2 separate regions of the Mus musculus genome follow, and region 1 is linked to region 2. The links are chromatin contacts, found by POLR2A ChIA-PET in ENCODE. All regions are on one chromosome and are shown on one strand. Each heading gives the region's core, a stretch centred on a gene start or an enhancer-like site at or near the end of the contact. The rest is flanking DNA. Distances are from core to core; before and after follow the strand shown.

Region 1 (4,424 bases), core at 953-3,452, 230 kb after region 2:
TCACTAAATATCTGTCACTGTATGACTATATCATAAGGTGCTCATCCATTTAGAAATCATGAATATCCTGGATACTTCCTCCTTTGAATAATTCTGTTATCCACATTTATGTACAAGTTTATTTTGTAGATAGATATTTTAAAAAATGGATTTATATAGATAAGACAAACCAACTAGGCAGGAAATGAGGGAACACTATTGGTAGCACCTTCCTCTCCCCCCACACCACTGAAGCTTTAGGGGAAACACCAGTTTCCACAAGTAATCAGGGAAACACTTAGATTAGTAAGTGATTTAATTAGTAACTAAATTCACAGATGAATCCTCTACCCAACAGTGACAGAGGGTCCCTTGAAATGAGTTTGCTCCTACAGTACTGTGGGGACTTCTGGTAAACCAAACTGGTAATGTCAACAAGGGGCCTAAGACAGGCTTGCCTTTGGGCCTGTGAGTATGTGCTAAGTGAGGTTTTATAAAATGCTGTTCATCACTTTGGAAATTAGAAAACATGCAAGTGTTTAATGAGAGGTGGTGAATTTATAAGGTATGTCTACGACAGAATGGTAAGCAGAGGAGAAAACAGACACGGTGAGTACTCTGAAGCAGTGCGCTGTGTCAAGGCAGCACTGGGCCATTCCAGCTACAAAATGGATGCCTGCGATGCGCTTTAGGGGGACAGGCTGAATCACCGCAGGCGCGTGACAGAGACTGCACTGTGAGAATGCACCATGTTGATGAGTTCAAGTTCCCTTGTTTCAGTTCTCAACTGAATTTGTATGTAAGTTGAAACAATCACATAGTAATAAAGCATAAAACTGGAGATGGGAGGGGAGCACATTAAGAGGCAACTTCTGGAAGGCACAATAGCTAACCAGTCAAGAGCAGTGAGCGTGCTTTCTACTCCTTGCTGGGTGCTGAGGGGTTGTGCAGCAAGCAGGCAGTGAGAACACACAGAGAGAGCTGCAGAAACCTTACTGTGGCAAGGGAAGCAGAGGCACTGATGTCAAACCTGAGGACGCAATGGGTGATCACGCCAGACCTGGGCATGAAAAGGTCAGCTTAGGAACTTTGGGAAGGTCATGAAACACCTGACCCTCCGGAAGGGAGAGGCTAATTACCATTTCTCAGACCACATGGCAGGATCGGACCTGCCGGTGGGGACACATTCCACAGTACTGACTGTTGCCACCTTCAGACAAGGAAAGTCTTTGTCACCTCATTCCCTAAAGACCAATCAGTTTAAAGGGTGCACTATTCCACCAATCTTATTGTGCCTAGTTGCTGATGCTCTATTCTGCCCCTGGAAACCATATAAGAACTCGCTGGGATATTGGGAGTAGCCACCACTCCTTCGGGTCTGGGATGGCCCCAGTGCACTGGAGCAATAAATTCCTCTTGCTTTTTGCATCGATCCCGGCTTCACGTGGTTCACTCAGGGGGTCCCAGGTAAGCTAAGGCTCCCCAGAGTCTTACAGGCAGACAAGGTGGGGGCAATGAATATGCTTCAGTTCTAAGTCCTATATGCTTGGAGACCCTAACCATGTAGGAATGACAATCCTTAATTAAGCAGGCTCTTCCTGGAACTGAGGGCTTGGACTGGGCTGAGCTGTGTACTGGCCAGCCCTAGGGAAGGGAGGTCTAACCAGCACTCACTCTCTGGATGCTGCTGGTTGTAGAGGCAGGGGGATTTGTCCTTATGCTTGTTGTTTTCACCCTTTCCAGCTGACACAGCTTTGACTTTTCTTTTTTCTTTTTCTTTTTTTTTTTTTTTTTTTTTTTGAGACAGGGTTTCTCTGTGTAGCCCTGGAACTCACTCTGTACACCAGGCTGGCTTCGAACTCAGAAATCCACCTACCTCTGCCTCCCAAGTGTTGGGATTAAAGGCTTGCACCACCACTGCCCAGCTAGCTTTGACTTTTGAGCTAGTTTTCCTGAATCCCGGTGGAGCACAGGAGGGAGCAGCCCCACTTTATACAACTTAGCACTCTTCTGAAACACTAAGGTCTGCTGGATACATCACTTCTCACTGCCCATATCCAGTCAGGCTTGTTTCCCCCACTCTGCACATGCTCTGTAGAACCACGGGCTTCTAGTCGCAAACTAGCACAAGCAGGAAAGCCAGTGTCACATCTGCGGCTCAGTCGCAAAGCCTGGCTCTCTGGCCTCCTCTGTTTTAGTAACAGTTGTAGCGGGACTGGCGGTGGGCCAGGAGTCACAGTGTCACCTGGCATAGGCACAAGCAAACACACTAGAACAAAGCGGCTGCCTGAACAGGCATCGCCAATGTCCTTTCTATAGGTAGGAGGAGGATGAGAGCCCAGGAGGTTCCTTCTCAGGCAGGACAAAACCTCACTCCGCAGATCCCCCCAGTCAGCATGGGGGTTCCTGGACAGATGATTCTGCATGAGCCCCAGCCTTTCAGAAAACAGGGGGTTCTTTCTCTTCCTTTAATTCAGTAGCACTAGTCACGAAGATCCAGCTCTCACAGAAGCAGATGGCCGGAGGGTGGGATGGCTCAGTGAGTAAGGATGCCTACTGCAAAGCCCACAGGTCTGAGTTTGATTCCTGCTAGAGGGGAGAACTGATGGCTCCCAAGTTGTCTGACCTCCACTCTTCCATGCCACGCCTTGCATGGAAGCTTTGCCCGGGCACACACACAGATTAAGTAAAAGTGTAATAAAAAAAAAAAAAAACAAAACAAAACATGAAAAGCGCATCGAAAGGAGCAAGCTTGGGACAGTGGGCGTGGCATCCCCATCGCTTGCCCCTTTGCTCGGAAGCACGGTTGTGGAAACAGCCACAGCAGAATCTGCCAGCCGCCATCTGCATTGCAAGTCTGAAGTGAGGCAGGCGTCTCCTCTGAAGAATGACAGGGAGCCCTGTGTCTCCCAACCACTGGGACTGCGTGTTGGCACTTCCTCCAAGCTACAAGGAACGCAGGAGCACAGCAGCAGCCTCTGCATCCAGCAGTGATTTAGGATTTCAAAGCTGCAGCAGCAGATTGGTGTGAATGTTGATAAACCAGGCAGTTGGGAAACACACTCAGCTTGAATTCCTGGGCTTCTAAGAGCAAAGAGCAGTGACAAAGGAGGCAGAGAGGCAACGCCAGCCAGCCTCCTCCCTCCTCTTCATGGTACAGAGTCTGAGAGGGAGGAAGGGGGTGGGGGTCTCTGCCTTCCTTGAGTTTCCTTCCTGCTGAGGAGCCTGGCTATGCAATCCTTTGGTCTTTCATAAGAGGTCAGCATTTAGGATTGCCCAGTGCCCAAGACCCAGGGGAAATGAAAGGAGGGAGAGAAGAACATGGAGCCACCTGCAGGCAGCCAGCACTGGTTCCCAGCAGCCCTTGGAGAAGAGCATCTGAGGTGACAAACTGGCTACTCTGAGGAAGGAGCTGCTACCGCCTCTGCTAACGCACTGAAGGCATGACTGAAGCCTGACCTTGTCAGTTAAAAAAACCTAAGTCAATCAAAAAAGGCGGCACACGTGTTTTATGAGCCACCATACATTTATATACACTATTAACTGAAAATAAATGCATGCTAAGGTAACCTAACAGTGACATTTACTCATGTATATTACTATTATTAATATTTTTATTATTACTATCATCAGTGTTGTATCAGAGAATTAGGAGCTTGGAGAATTCTGCTCGCAGTAGGCCTGAAAGAATTCAGTTTTGGGATGAGCACGGTGGTGCACGTCTGATCCCAGCACTCTAGAGGCCAAGGCAGCTGAACCTCCGTGAATCCTGCGGCCAGTTTAGTCTACATTGCAAGTTTCAAGACAATCAGGGCTACATAATAGAGAAAGCCTGTCTTAAAAAAACAAAAACAAAACTTTAAAAAAATCTCCCCCAAAATAGTTTTGACAATCCTAAGGCCCAAATTCATCTCTGATAATAATTGGAGTCACAGAAGAGGCCAGGAGAAGGGGTGTGGCACACTGCCCCTCATCCCACTAGACAGCCACAGTGGCGGTTTCCAGTGGGCCTATGACCGTACAGCTGAAGACCACACCTTGAGATTTTCTTCTATCCAGCTGTTTCCATGTCATTTCACCTGTGGGCTGACAGCAAATGGCTGTGAAAACCCGAGGGTCTTTATCTTTTAGATGACGTCTCCCTTCTTGCATCCTGTGGCATAGAAGGAGCATGCAGTGTGGTGGAAACCAGCTTCAACAGAGAGATAACTGGCTAAGGAATGGTGTGGCATCATGACAACAAGAACCTTGGAAGGCATCATTCACCCTAACTCATCAGCTTTAACCTTCAGGCAAGAGAAGCATGGACATCTGTCACGTGTGAGCCCTTACATGGAAGAGGGAAAGGTGTAAGGGGCATGGTCATTCTGTTATGACAACCTGGACTTAAAGGAATAGGAGGAAGTGATTATAACACAGAAATGAAGCCTGGATCCCTGGGGCAC
Region 2 (4,508 bases), core at 1,493-3,992:
ATTTGTTTTATACTATGTAAGGAATTATTTTATTGTTTTCCTCTGACCTCAGCACCAAGGTATCTCACAAGCACTATTACCATATATTAATGAACCAATTACTGAGGTCTAAACTGACATTTACATCCATCTATGTGTCATGCTTGAAACAGAAACTTTTGCTTTAACCTGTGAATTATACCTTCAACCTTATACTCCTTAGCAACCTGATACTCCTTAGCAACATGATACTCCTTAGCAACGTGATGATTGCTTTTGCCTGTATCACAAGTACTTATTTTTTCTTCATTTATAGTATACATTTCCAAGTACACCACAAAAAACACAGAGGGTTTCTCTTTTTAATTGGAGGCTGGCGACCTATTGTAAGATATTCAAGAAGAAGAGATAAATATTTCTTATGAAATAGTTCACATTCCAACATTCAGAAACACAAGTGTCTACACCAGTCTATTTGTAAAAGATACTCTTTCACAGAATCGGCTAATAGCAAGTGAAATTCATGCAATCGCACAAACAAAAGCTTTCCTACATAATAGTTTTAAAATCACTCACGTATACCTATTGAGTGAGTGTAGCAGGAAAACCTATAACTCGACCACCATACAAACTGGACCACCACAACAATATCCTATTAGCATGTTGCTCTACAACTTGAAAATCAACTTCACTATCATCCTCTGCAGCTGAAAGGAGAACAGGCAGTGTATTACCCTGAGATTCCAAATCAAAACAAAGACAGCAGCACAGCATTTAAAAAGGTAGAAAACCTATCCTCCAGAACATTATAATGCCTCTGATTTTCCAGTCTTCCACGTCTCAAATGCTATACTTTCTACCAACTGTTACCAGCATTCCGGTTCTCGATCTTCCAAGGTTCACAGCATCAAACTCTACTTGAAAAAGGAGTCTTTTACCCAGCCTTATTTATGTCATTGGCATTGTTAACAAAGAGAATTCACATTAAAAGGTAGTAGCTTAGAACGAGTGTCTGTATTTTGGGAAATGGTATTGTCTTGGTAGTCCACAGAAGCTGACTGTAGTAATAAAGATGAATGGCGACGAAGGCAAAGAGCATCAAGTGGGAAATGCCGTCTGAAACCCCATAGGGCTATACCTTGGTAAGAATCGTCTTCCAGAATACGGCTTTACCATTTCATCTTAACAGTTTAAAGCATGTAAAAAGACGCAAAACTGAAAGATAAAAACGCAAAACCTTGTATATCTGGCCCCTAACCTATTTATATTATAAACCCAAAGAGTGTTCCAGAACATAGCTTGTCATTTCCCCCCCCCACCATTTCTTCAAAATGGCTTTTTTTTTTTTAATCTATTTTTAAAATGCAACCCTGCAACCCAGCCTAGAGGAATTTTAAAATGCCTATGCTGCTGAGCTTGGCTGTGTTTCCTAACGAATCCACCCCCATTAGGTGTAGTATTTTATGTTGGGCGACACAAACACGTAGTTCCTATTTCCATGGATGCACATTTCCTGAAAGCATTGCACCTGAGGATGCCGCTCTGTCCCTGTCGAGGCATTAAACTCTAAGCAGTCACGACCTGCACTCACAGAAGAGCCACATGGTCACTTCAATGAGAAAAATTATCTGGCCCCGGGCGCCACTTTCTACAGCCACAGCATCTCCGGCAGGGGCAGAGGAGAGCGAGGGTGAACAGAGGCAACCGGGAGCGACGGACAACACGCCTGACACTTCGCCTCTGCCCTCAAAGCCTTTTCTCGAACGGGGCACTAGGGACACGTAGCGAGTGGCCGGGGTCTCCGCCGGGGACCGACCTCTAAGGACCCGCGAACTCGTCCTTGGGGACGAGGCGCAGCCACCCGACCCACCGAGGCAGGGGCTCCAGCCTGCTCGCCGCTCGCAAAGGAGAGACCGGGCGCCCGCCGCCTCTCTGCCGCGGAGGGGGGCGCAGCGCTCACGCGAGCCCACATTTTTTTTTCTTTTGCGCCTCCTGTCACGCGCGCGAGAGAGAAGGCGAGCAAAGCCGAGAACAGGGCAGACTCCGCAGCGACCCTGTAGAGGGCCGCCGGCGGCGGCGTGCGCGCGAGTGCGCGGAGGGAGGGCAGCCCCGACGACCCGGCGCCCGCGCTCCCGCTCCCGCCCGCTCCCGCTTACCTGCCGGGGTCGCCCCGAAGACTCGTACCACCGGCACCTTCTTGACAGGGAGCTGGGTGAGCGGGGATTGGCAGGTATCCAGCCCCGGCAGCGGGCTGGCCATGTAGTAGTCGGCAGTCACTATCCGCACAGAAAACATGTTCGCCGCCGCCGCCACCGCCACCGCCTCCCCTCCACTCAGCGACCTGGCAGCAGCGGCGGCGGCGGGCTCCGCAGAGGCGCCTCCTCCCCTTCCTCCTCGGTTCGGCTTTTCCCCCCCGCCCCTCGCACGGACGCCGGGACGAGCGGCAGCGGCGGCGGCGCGCGGAGGCTGCGGAGGCTGTGTGCTGCCGCCGCCTCCTCAGACGCTCCGGGCGAGAGGCAGCGGGAGAGAAGCCCTCGCGCGTTCGTCGGGTCGGGTGGTACCGCTGCTGCTGCCGCCACGGCCGCCGCCGCCGGGAATCACACGGGCTCCTCGGTCCCAGGCTGCAGCTCTTGTTGCCATGATGATGATGTCACGGACGCAACCACTGGGGGAGGGGAGGAGGGGTGTGTGTGTGCGCGCGCGCGAGCGGCGACGGGGGGGGGGGAGGAGGCGGGCGGGCGCGCGCCCGGGGTGGGAGGGGACGAGGAGGGGGTTCTCCCCCGCTCGGAGCGCGCGGCTGGGGAAGAAGCTGGCGGGAAGCCGGGCCGCGCGCCGAGGAATCGATGATTCGGCCTGTGGGCCGGGTCACTGCGGCGGGGCCCGGGGAGCGCCGATAGCATGGATAGGCTCAGAGGGGCGCAGGGTTTTGGCGGCTTCCCGAGTTCCCCTCGCCGACCGCCATGTCACATCTTACGGAAGAGGCGGGGGCTGCCGCGGAGAGGATATTTTTTGTTTTGTTTTGTTTTCACAAGGTAAGGGAAGCCGCCAGCGGGAGAAGGGAGGCGCGGCACAGACCTCGGGCGGCCCTGGCCGAGCGGGAGGGTGGGAAGGAGGGAGGGCGGGCCGGGCGGGCGAGCGAGCGGGCGGGCGGAGCGTTGGACGTGCCGGCCCTTCTCAGGTAACGCGGCGGCGGAGCTGGAGCCCGGGCCAGCTCGAGGGGCGGGGGCGCGCGGGCCTCGGCCTATAAAAGGGCCGCCCTGGCGCTCGCTCCCTCCTCCGCCCTCCCCTCCCCCCAGCTCCGGGCGAGCCTCGCGCCCCGCCTCGCCCGCCTCCTCTTCTGCGGTGCTGCAGTGACTGCGCCCGGCCACTTAAGGAGATTTATTCACGCGCGGCCCTGCCCAGCTTTGCCCAAGCTGGGCAGATACACCGACAGCACAGGGATTTCCCACCGTCGTGGTTTTCTCCACCCCCCCACTCCCCCACCGCCTGCCCCTCTCGCACTAGGACAACCACTGTGGGTTCCCCCGCGCAGGCTACACACACACACCCCACACACACACGCGGCACGAGCGAGAACACGGAAAGACTTGTTTGCTCCACTCACCTCCCTCCCTCCACTCCTCTCGCGGCTGCTCGGAGAGCCCCGAGAGCCTTTCAGAGAAAATGTTGGCAAAAGGGAAAGGCTCCTAAAAGTCGGCGTGTTTTCATTCACTCTTAGTGCAAGATTTTACTACGGGTTGACACAGAAGAAAAAGGGGGTGGGGTAAGACATAAAATAAAAACCAACTTTATTTGGAGCTAGAAAGGAGATGAAGTGGCACAGTTAGGGATTGGGGGGTGCGGGGGCAACAGATGCTGCTGGTGAGGATGTTAAATTAGAACCTATGGATTTTGTCTGGCTTGGTCACTAATACTGGGCGTGACCTCGGACAAATAATTTGATTTTTTTAGGCCTCGTTTTTCACAGGTGAGTCGTCGCCGCCGCCCCCCCCCCCAATTCCGCCCCAACAAAAAGATTAAAGTAATAGGAAGCAGAAACTACAGTTTTCAGCTTTGAAATTTGCCACTGAAATTAGGACACTTGACAGTCATTATCCATCCAAAGTAGAGTTCATTCTGTCCCACTTAAAAAATTATACAGGTGCATTTTACTGCTTGTTATATTGCCTTGTATCTGGAGTGGGGTGAGAGCTCCTTGTTCACAGTCAATTGTGGATTTTCACATAAAATCAAAAGGCTTAAAGGGACACATTGCAGAACGCAGCGTTCCATACTAACAAATGTTAATATGAATTTATGCTTAGGGTGATTTGAGACTAATCAATACAGTAAATTTGCCTCAAGAGCATCATAAGAAGTGGCAAGACTAGGATGTAACCTACTAACAGCTATAGTACAGAGAATTTTTTACAAATTGACTTAAGTATTAGAAGACTATAGAAGAGACTTTAAAATATGACTTCCACACACAAGCCTTTTGTTCATCAGCAGTGTATGTATGCACTTACCGTGTGTTCTTTGGTACAAAT

What was found. ChIA-PET counts read pairs that join two places held with the same protein, here RNA polymerase II (POLR2A).
Region 1: POLR2A ChIA-PET joins it to region 2 with 21 read pairs in embryonic stem cell. The contact joins the enhancer-like site here to the promoter of E130307A14Rik in region 2. POLR2A ChIA-PET finds 5 or more read pairs at or near these places in 4 of 5 experiments (Patski and embryonic stem cell).

Annotation. Positions count from the first base shown.
Region 1 is chr10:39,500,226-39,504,649 of GRCm38, reverse strand. The region is part of intron 3 of Fyn (Fyn proto-oncogene); the gene reads right to left. Among named protein-coding and RNA genes, the nearest start is that of Gm40627, 88 kb to the left of the region's middle. Within about 2 kb of position 2,202, at least 1 of the 3 ENCODE cell types and tissues checked has a DNase peak (open chromatin) inside an H3K27ac peak, as active enhancers do.
Region 2 is chr10:39,730,241-39,734,748 of GRCm38, reverse strand. It overlaps E130307A14Rik (RIKEN cDNA E130307A14 gene), which reads left to right and starts at 2,742. Exons shown (of 3, transcript NR_038037.1): 1 at 2,742-3,011. Rev3l (REV3 like, DNA directed polymerase zeta catalytic subunit) reads right to left here and starts at 2,589. Exons shown (of 32, transcript NM_011264.3): 1 at 2,136-2,589. The coding sequence starts at 2,274.